Regions from separate parts of the Homo sapiens genome. Here region 1 is linked to region 2. The links are chromatin contacts, found by Hi-C or POLR2A ChIA-PET in ENCODE. All regions are on one chromosome and are shown on one strand. Each heading gives the region's core, a stretch centred on a gene start or an enhancer-like site at or near the end of the contact. The rest is flanking DNA. Distances are from core to core; before and after follow the strand shown. Region 1 has its middle 29 kb from the start of AAK1. Region 2 overlaps AAK1 (AP2 associated kinase 1).

What was found. Hi-C counts contacts between places; a loop is a spot of excess contacts on that map. ChIA-PET counts read pairs that join two places held with the same protein, here RNA polymerase II (POLR2A). Pooled maps may share reads with other maps.
Region 1: a loop to region 2 is called in a pooled map, with 5 times the contacts of the local background. The contact joins two enhancer-like sites. A Hi-C loop is called at or near these places in 4 of 50 pooled maps. POLR2A ChIA-PET finds 5 or more read pairs at or near these places in 2 of 52 experiments (CD8-positive, alpha-beta T cell and activated CD8-positive, alpha-beta memory T cell).

The regions. Positions count from the first base shown.
Region 1 is chr2:69,669,930-69,675,315 of GRCh38, forward strand. It overlaps a transcript of ANXA4 not described here. Among named protein-coding and RNA genes, the nearest start is that of AAK1, 29 kb to the left of the region's middle. Within about 2 kb of position 4,087, at least 9 of the 41 ENCODE cell types and tissues checked have a DNase peak (open chromatin) inside an H3K27ac peak, as active enhancers do.
Region 2 is chr2:69,505,733-69,510,955 of GRCh38, forward strand. It overlaps AAK1 (AP2 associated kinase 1), which reads right to left. Exons shown (of 22, transcript NM_014911.5): 14 at 3,499-3,728; 15 at 1,689-1,846. Among named protein-coding and RNA genes, the nearest start is that of SNORA36C, 12 kb to the right of the region's middle. Within about 2 kb of position 3,544, at least 3 of the 41 ENCODE cell types and tissues checked have a DNase peak (open chromatin) inside an H3K27ac peak, as active enhancers do.

The sequences.
Region 1 (5,386 bases), core at 2,837-5,336, 160 kb after region 2:
GAAAGAGACTTAATAGTTATCTTGCCTCTGGGAAGAGTTGGGGGGAAAAGTACTGATCATTACTAGTGATATTCCACTTTTAACCTTGTGTCACAAACCTGTGTTTGCTGCACACGTGTCTTATACACTAGAGACAGGGTAGGAACTGAAGCACAAAGTGAAAGTTTACCAAAATCATTCCAGCATATTATAAAGCAACTATGAATATGTGGCTAAAAAATGACAAATGGCCAGGCACGGTGGCTCATGCCTGTAATCCCAGCATTTTGGGAAGTCGAAGCAGGTGGATCACTAGAAGTCAAGAGATCAAGACCATCCTGGCCAACATGGTGAAACCCCATCTCTACTAAAAACACATAAATTAGCTGGGTGTAGTGGCACACACTTCTAGTCCCAGCTACTTGGGAGGCTGAGGCAGGAGAATTGCTTGAACCTGGGAGGTGGAGGTTGCAGTGAGCTGAGATCGCACCACTGCACTCCAGCCTGGCGACAGAGCGAGACTCAATCTCAAAAAAAAAAAAAAAAAAAAAGACAAATGAGACAAATGCTAAAATAGAGATGGCGACTGGTCCACAGTAAACTTGAAGCAAGGTCACCCTAATTATAAAGCTATAGTAACTAAGACAATGTGGCATGGGCACAGGGATAGACAACTGGCAGAATAGAGAGACCAGAAATTGACCTATGGATAAATGGAGACCTGATAGATGACATATACATGGGGAAGAGTAAATAGTACTGGAAAATTTGGTTATCTACGGAAAAAATGAAAGTGGACCCTTACCTTACATCAATCATAAAAATCAATTCAGGGTCAGGCGTGATGGCTCACACCTGTAATCCCAGCACTCTAGGAGGTTGAAACAGGGCAGACTGCTTGAGCTAAGGAGTTTGAGACCAGCCTGAGCAACATAGTGAGACCCCTGTCTCTGCCAAAAATACAAAATTTAGCCAGGCATGATGGTGCACACCAGTAGGCTCAGCTACTCAGGAAGCTGAGGTGGGAGGATCACTTGAGCCCAGGAGGTCAAGGCTGCAGTGAGCCAAGATCACACCACTGCACTCCAGCATGGGTGACAGAGTCAGACTCCATCTCAAAAAAAAAAAAAAAAAAAAAAAAGAAGGGAATACCATCAATAATCAATTCAGAATGGACCTAAAATGTGAAGAGCAAATGTTTTAAATATTTAGATAATAGAATGAGTAGAATAGCTTTATGACTTTGGGGTGGAGAAGGATTCCTTAAATAAAACACAAAAAGCACAAACCTTTAAAAAATGATAAATTTGAGACTACATTAAAATCAATAACTTTTGTTTATAAAAATACCATAAAATGCATAAAATGACAGGCTAAAACTCAATCAAAATATCTGCAACTCTAGTAACAGTAAAGTTTAGCATCCTGAATATGTAAAGAACTCCTGTGAATCAATAAGAAACAACACAAGAGAAAAAGCAATGCAAAAAAGACCTGTCAAGACATTTTACAGAATAAAAAATATGAATTGGGCATGGTGGCTCATGCCCATAATCCCAGCACTTTGGGAGGCCAAGGCTGGTGGATCATCTGAGGTCAGGAGTTCTAGACTACCCTGGCCAACATGGTGAAACCCTGTCTCTACTAAAAATACAAAAATACAAATTAACCAGGTGTAGTGGCGCATGCCTGTAATTTCAGCTACTCGGGGGGCTGAAACAGGAGAATTGCTTGAACTTGGGAGGCAAAGGTTGCAGTAAGCTGAGATTGCGCCACTGCACTCCTGCCTGGGCGATATAATGAGACTCCATCTCAAAAAATATATATATATACACACATATGAATTGTGAATAAGTACACAAAAAAGATGCTTGACCTCATTCATAGTCAGGGAAATGCAACACCAATCCTTGGTAAGGCATGCTATCACTGCTAAAGAGTCAGAAACCAACAAGTGTTGATAAGATGTGGAGCAACTAGAACTCTCATTCACTGCAACTGAGAGTATAAACTGTACAACTAATTTGCAAAACAGTTTGATATTTTATTAAAAGTGCAAAAACCTTATGACTCAGTGATTCAATTCTCACATGTTTACATCCTAGAAAAACTCTTGAGGATGGGTAGCAGGAGACATGTGGGAAATGATCTTAAAACATTGTTTTTATAGCAAACAAACAAATATAATTGGAAGCAACCCATTATTTATAGATTGGAGATAAATTGTGGGATATTCATGAACCACAGTTACATGATCAACATGGTTGAATATAAAACACTACTGAGTGAAAAAAATTATGTACTTTATTATGTATTTTATTTATTTATTTATTTATTTATTGAGACAGAATGTCGCTCTGTCACCCAGGCTGAAGTACAGTGGTGTGATCTCGGCTCAGTGCAACCTCTGCCTCTTGGGTTAAAGTGGTTCTCCTGCCTCAGCCTCCTGGGTAGCTGGGTTTACAGTTATGTGCCACCACACCCAACTAATTTTTGTATTTTTAGTAGAGATGGGGTTTTGCCATGTTGGCCAGGCTGGTCTTGAACTCCTGACCTCAAGTGATCTGCCTGCCCTGGCCCCCCAAAGTGCTGGAATTACAGGTGTGAGCCACCACAGCCAGCCTATTATGTATTTTAAACAATATTATGTATCTAATAAATACATTATAGTATAATTTTGTTTATATAAATTATACCTTTTAAAAACAGCAAAACCAAACAATATTTTTGTGGATACCTACATGTGTAGAAATAGCATAAAAACATGCTAGTAAATGCCAAAGAAGATATTCAGAATGATGACTATGCATGGGGAGAGAGGGAAGTAAATGGGTTTGGGGAGAGGTTCATAAACAGTTTCAACAGTGTTAATCACTTTGTTTTTTTAAAGACCTGAAACAATTAAGGGAACACACTAATATTTTATGACGCTGGTAGTGGCTTTATGGAAAGTCAATATTTTTTTTCTCTATATAGTCAATTAGTATACATAACATATAAAAAAAAAAGCTCATCGTCACTGGTATTAGAGAAATGCAAATCAAAACCACAATGAGATACCATCTCACACCAGTTAGAATGGCGATCATTAAAAAGTCGGGGAACAACAGATGCTGGAGAGGATGTGGAGAAATAAGAACACTTTTACACTGTTGGTGGGAGCATAAATTAGTTCAACCATTGTGGAAGACAGTGTGGCAATTCCTCAAGGATCCAGAACGAAAAATACCATTTGACCCAGCAATCCCATATACCCGAAGGATTATAAATCATTCTACTATAAAGACACATGCACAGGTATGTTTAGTGCAGCACTGTTCACAATAGCAAAGACTTGGAACCAACCCAAATGCCCATCAATGATGGACTGGATAAACAAAATGTGGCACATATACACCATGGAATACTATGCAGCCATAAAAAAGGATGAGTTCATGTCCTTTACAGGGACATGGATGAAGCTGGACCATCATTCTCAGCAAACTAACATGAGAACAGAAAACCAAACACTGCATGTTCTCACTCACAAATGGGAGTTGAACAATGAGAACACATGGACACAAGGAGGGGAACATCACACGCTGGGGTTGGGGGTTGGGGATTGGGGGGCTAGGGGATGGATAGCATTAGGAGAAATACCCAATGTAGATGACGGGTTGATGGGCACAGCAAACCACCATGGCATGTGTATACCTATCTAACAAACCTGCACGTTCTGCACATGTACCCCAGAACTTAAAGTATATTAAAAAAAAAGAAAAGAAACATTTTTTTCAAAGACACACACACACACACACACACACACACACACACACACACAAAGTGAAGGAGAAAAGTGCTGACCTGCAGCCACCCTCAGTGGGAGCTGACTTCTGCACCAACTCCCTCTCTCACTCAGTGGCCCTAGCCCAGTGCCAAACAGGACTGTGGGCTGGGAGAATCCCCCTGGGATTCTGCCTCCCTGCAGACTAAGGCACCTGGGGAGATATGAGGCTGGACTGAATCTGTCCCATTTTGATGTTCCTTACCCTACACGAGGCTTTGGGGTGAAGGGGATAGGGAGAGTGGGTCCCGTCACACATTCCCCCAGCTGGCTGCCCACTGTGCTTCTTACCTGCGGCCACCCTGCGTGCCTCGGTGAACACTGTCTGGTGCAAAGGAGGTATACGAAATGTGTTTGTTGAATTGATCCAAGCCATTATCAGCACTTCAGTGGGCTGGGAGGACATGAAAATAGCTGCATGGTGAAGTGGTGTTTGCTGGTGCCTGTCCTGTCCCCTGCCTCTGCCAGCTCTCTCATGACATTCCTTAGGCAACCTGGCCCGTTTGCAGGAAGCTGACAGCAGGTATTCAGAAATTTTAGGATTTGGGCTTAATTTCAGATAAGCAGGACAACCTGGGCTCTCCCACAATGAAAAATAGATTCTGCTGTTTTTTTCCTGCCTTTTTAACATTTCAAGCCAAGTTCCTATGCCCATCCACCCATATAAAACTTCCTTGTTCAGAAAGTCATCTGCGCAACTGGCAAAGGCACCAGCTCAGAGTTTTCTATTTTTATTCCTGTGTGTAATCAATGGGAACACACTGTGACGGAAATAAAGAATTATGAATTGATAAGAGCAAACCATTGATATTTGCTTTTGTTCCTGGGCAAGCTAGTGAAGGAACATGTACCTAATGTATAGAAATACAATGGTCATTTTATGCTTCTGTCTTTTTACAGAAGCACTCAGCAATTTCTGTGTCTATTTTTAGGGAGGAAAAAGAAACACTTTTAAGATTCAAATTGGGTAAGCTTGGGAAAAGTTTCCACACAGGCTGATTTTCTAGAAATATTGAAATATAAGACATTATCAGCCCTTTCTCTTCTAAATTATTAACCTGTGACTTCAATACCTATTCTCTGTCATCCTCTTACAATAAAAAATAATTGATTCTCCAACTCAGTAACACTATTGATAATTTTTTTAAAATCTCATTTCAAAAATTGTACTCTAACATAAACTGTTTTTTTTTTTTTTTTCGTTTTTTTGAGATGGAGTCTCGCTCTGTCACCCAGGCTGGAGTGCAGTGGCACCATCTCGGCTCACTGCAACCTCCACCTCCCGGGTTCAAGCGATTCTCCTGCCTCAGCCTCCTGAGTAGCTGAGACTACAGGTGCCTGTCACCATGCCCGGCTAATTTTCTGTATTTGTAGTAGAGACGGGGTTTCACTGTGTTAGCCAGGATGGTCTCGATCTCCTGTCCTCGTGATCCACCTGCCTTGGCCTCCCAAAGTGCTGGGATTACAGGCGTGAGCCACCGCGCCCGGCCCAAACTGTTTTTATTTTCCTCAGTCATCCTGCCCCATACAAAGATACTCTCTTTACATAGTAGAATCGCAGCATATAGTTTTATATTCTGTTAT
Region 2 (5,223 bases), core at 2,294-4,793:
TGGCAGAGGTAAGGGGCATTCTCTGAACTGACTTCTGGACTTGACTACTTTTACTGCATTATGGCGACACATTCAAAGGTCCTTGTCTAGTCATTGCAATAACTGAGAGAACGGCTGAGAAAAAAAAGGAAATTGTTAAGAATCAAAAGAGAGCATGTCATCAGTTTTGCAAAATGAAAAGCGTTCTGGAGATTGGTTGGTTGCACAACAGTGTGAATGTACTTAACACTACGGAACTGCACATTTAATGCCTCCCGCCCTCACTTGTAATCTATTCACTTTATACAGCTCTAATGAGTTTGATGATCTGCTTTCCATGTTGGAAGCAGTTTAGGAGAGCAAATGAGAAGAGGGAGTGGTGGAGATGGCAATAATGAGACGTTATGAGGGACAAGCATAATGACAGTAGCTTAATGTGAAAGCTGACAGCTGAACAGTAAGAAAAGGGAGAGGAAATTATTAAAACTCAGGGGCTAGTTATTTGGGTACAAAACTACTACAATTTTCAGTAGTCTATAGAGGTATTTCTATTTACAGTCCAGAATAACAACTGGTATACATAACAATGAAACAAAGTTGCCAAAAAAGTTAAGTACTATGCCCTATCTTCTGTTTAAAAAAGCAAGAAAGTAATAGGAATTTTTTTCAACAGACAGGGTCTCACTCTGTCACCCAGGCTAGAGTGCAGTGGTAAATTCATAGCCCACTGCAGCCTCGACCTCTTGGGCTCAAGTGATCCTTCCACCTCAGCCTCCCAAGTAGCTGGGACTACAGATGTGTGCCAGGATGCCCAGCTAATTTTTAAAATTTTTTGTAGAGATAGGATCTTGGCATGTTGCCCAGGCTGGTCTTGAACTCCTGGGCTCAAGTGATTCTCTTGCCTCAGCCTCCCAAAGTACTGGGTTACGGGCGTGAGCCACCACACCTGGATTGGAGTTTTAAAAGATTTCTATAAAATGATAGTTAAAGCCAAAATGTTTGGCCAATAGTTCATACCACTCAATTGGTTCTCATCATTCCTTTATCCTGCGCCCTTATCTACATTGAGAGTACTTTTTATTAGAGTACTCTCTAACATTATTAGAATTATTAGAATTATGCATATTAGAATTTGTTCCAAAGTGTGTGCATGTGCCTGTGTGTGTGTGTGTGTGTGTGTGTGTGTCCTGCCTTCCAAAGTAGACTGTTCTTCAGGCAGAAGTATATCTTCTATTTATTTAATCATCTTTCTGTGTAGTACAGTAATACAGAACTCTGACTATAGTGAAAGAAAGATTCAGTGTCCATGTGAAGGCACATTCATGGACAAGCAGTGGCAACTTTCTGGGACAGTAAACCAACCTAGGATGAGAGAACCATCACACTCCTCCAAGGAGGGACCATGCCTGATGCTGTTATCCTGGACTATGTCACAAACCTTTTCTACAAGTTTCTTCCCTAAGCATCACACTCTCCTTGCTACCACCCACAATAGATCAGGATTTCCTGAAGATGAGGACTTCAGGGCCCATGGTAAAAATAAAAACTGACTTGTATGCATACTTTGAAATCAAGCCTTATGCAAAGGCCCAAGCCTACGTTTCCACATGCATACCCTTCTAGAGTTACGATTCTTTCTCATTCCTGGTTATTTCTTAGCACAGAGAATCTATAATCAAGAAGCACAAAAAAAGACACAGCTTACTCACCTTCCCCAAGCTTGGCAAAGTCCTTGTTTAGCAGTTCTTCAGCTGTGAGTTTGGAGAAATTATCGTCATCAAAGGGATTCCACGTAGACCCTTCTGAAGGATTATAAACGTTTTGTTGAGAGGTCCGAGGAGAGCCTGATGGAGTGGTGGTTGCAGACCTAGGTAGGTTCCCACCCCCACGAAACAAAAAGATATAAAAGTTGAACAAAACAAAAAGGGTCAACTTATTTTCTCTGTTTCAGAATCAAATTATTTTCTGGGTCAAACCATCATTTTCCACCACAGTATTTTTTTTTTTTTTTTTGAGTCAGAGTTTTGCTCTTTCACCCACGTTGGAGCACAATGGCGTGATCTCGACTCACTGCAACCTCCGTCTCCCAGGTTCAAGCGATTCTCCTGCCTCAGCCTCCCGAGTAGCTGGGATTACAGGCGCATGCCACCACGCCTGGCTAATTTTTGTATTTTTAGTAGAGACAAGGTTTCAACATGTTGGCCAGGCTGGTCTTGAACTCCTGACCTCAGGTGATCCACCTGCCTTGGCCTCCCAAAGTGCTAGGATTACAGGCGTGAGCCACTGCATCCAGCCCACAGTGTTTTCCTAAAAGGGCTTTCCACAGCACCTGAAGAATTTCCGCAGATACCCATTCCACTTTGTGAAATGAATGTCTCCTTTCCTTCATGACTCACTACCTCCCACTACTTCCTTAATCTCTTGCTTAAGTTTTCAGTCTTATCTGCAAGTTGTTTCAGTTCAGGATCTAAAAGCAACCTGTTCTTAGACTTGTGTATCTTGTGGTGACCACCATAACATCCACAATAACTGACCTCTGGAAGGGCAGGAAAGAGGTCTATTTAGGCTGCCTCTCATCTCTCAGGATCCAGCATGCATAGAGTTAAGGGCCACCATCACAATTAAAAAGAAATAAAGACAGTTACCACTACTTTGTGCATCTAAGTATCATTATATAATTTTCTTATAAAGTCTCTCTTAACTTCATTGAAAGATTTTAACTTTAGAGTGTATGGTTCTAAGACAGTTAAGGGTCTGAAACTGCATTTACTCAACACTCATCAAAATCTACTTGTCAGGCACAGAACCAGTCACTGGATTTCCAAAGGTTGACTAAGACATGGTCATTGTCTTGGAGAACTCACAAACCAGTTCGGTCAGACATACAAATAATTAACGACAACACAATGTCATATAAGCTCAAAAAAATGTTCAGACAAAAATTATACATCATATCAGAGGAAGGGTCAAGGAAAAGTCAACCTCTGACATGGATCTTGATGAATAAATGAACATTCCCTAGGTGGGCAAGGAGGAGCATAGCAGTCCCAGGAGAGGGCACAGGAGGAACAAAGGGCTCGGGAAGGTGAAGAATGGCAAGTCTGCCTGTGAAACACAACAGGCCCTGCTATGTTAAGCAGTGTGCTCAGCTATCATGAGGAGCCAGTGAAAGACTTTTCAGCGTGGAGAGACTCGGTCAGATCGAGAGTTCAGAAAACACACTGTAGAGCATGGAACAGGTGAGAGAATGAGAACAGTGGGCCAAGTAGGAAAAGATTTCTTAAGATTAGTATGGCCCATGCACTAAAGACAAATTCACAGCTGCTCATTAAACACAAGTACATGCAAGATGAAATGAGCCAGAAAAATAAACAAACCAGAAAAATAAACAAACACAAGTACACACCACTGTATTTGCATTACACACATCTACACACTTATGCAAAGAATCACACACTAACAGCCGCAGGCAGACTTTGCCCACAGAGGTAAGAACAACAAAGAGGAAGCACCACATACTTGGACTTATTGAGACTGGCCTCAGCTGCAGCTGCCTGGAGCAGCTGGGTTGATTTGCTGGCAGGGACCCCAAAGACTGCACTGTGGGTTACGTCACTGAGAATACGCCTGTGCCCAGCACGTTGGGTTTTGGGGGATGAGGGTGGAGTGAGAGATCCAACTTTCTGCCCCTGGACGGCAGGAGGTGGGGTTGTCTGAACCTTTGGCTGTTGTCTTACTGGGGCTTGAATCTGCTAGGAAGAGAGACGGAAAGTGTTTCATTAAATTAAAAAAAAAAGTTAAAGGAAAAACAAACAGATAAGTGTAACAACAACAACAAAAAATGCCACATAAGCACTAACATGAAACTCACATGGCTAAGTTTATCAATAATGCCCAGAAAGAAAAATCCAGGCTTTGACAATCTGTGCTGCAACTTTGAGACTGATAACAACATGGTATTTGCCTGATACACATAAATTTCAATCTTTATCAGCGATAATATATAGGGTAACCATATGTTAACCATATTCAGCTCAAAGCATAAGAATGCAGAAGCTATTCCAGCTGTAAAGATCTAGAATTTATCATAAAGGACCACTTTCTATTTCTGGAGTCACATACAAACTCATTCAGAATGCTTTCAAAGGGCAAGCAATAGATCCTATCACTACAGGTAAAGGCCAATGAAGACGTATCTCCAGCGAAACACATTTAAGCTGAATGATTTCTGCTAAGAGATCCCTCACTCTCTGCCATAGCGAGACCACAGGTTGGGAGTGAGTCAGAGAAAATTCTACTGTGATTAATAAATGTTACTGCTCGTTTGTTTTGAACTTTTATTTTAGGTTCGGGGGTACATGTGCAGGTTTGTTATACAGGTAAACAGGCAAACTCGTGTCACGGGGGTTTGTTGTACAGATTATTTTGTCACCAAGGTACTAAGCCTAGTACACAAGAGTTATTTTTTCTGATCCTCTCCCTCCTCCCACCCTCCACCTTCAAGGAGGCCCCAGCGTCTGTTGTTTCCCTCTTTGCGTCCATGAGTTCTCATCATGTAGCTCTCATTTGTAAGTGAGTGCATGTGCTATTTGGTTTTCTATTCCTCCAATAGTTTGCTAAGGATAATGGCCTCCAGCTCCAACCATGTTCTTGCAAAGCCTCCATCCTCCTTCTTTTTTATGGCTGCATAGTATTCCATGGTATATATGTACCACATTTTCTTTATCCAATCTCCCATTGATGGGCATTTAGGTTGATCCCATGTCTTTGCTGTTATGAATAGTGCTGCAATGAACATACACATGCATGTGTCTTTATGGCAGAACAATTTATATTCCTTTGAGTATACACCCAGTAATGGGATTGCTGGGTTGAATAGTAGTTCTCTTTTTAGCTCTGTGAAGAATCGCCACACTGCTTTCCACAATGGTTGAACTAACTTATACTCCCATCAAGAATGTATAAGCATTCCCTTTTTTGTTTTGTTGTTAAGGCTCTTTATTTCACTGATGGGATGGGTATATAAGATCCTATTTCTGTGGCAACTCCTAAGAAAATATGTAGCATTAGTTTAGTGGGATTAACTTGTTTCAATCTTCAGTTTGGACATAATATTGAAGAACTGGCAGAGAATATAAGAAGAAGAAAGAAAAAAAAGGTCCTGATGATGACTGAGCTAATAATACAAGGACTCTTGTGATGTGGGCCATTTTCAAAACAGGCCAAACTGCCACCACAGAACAA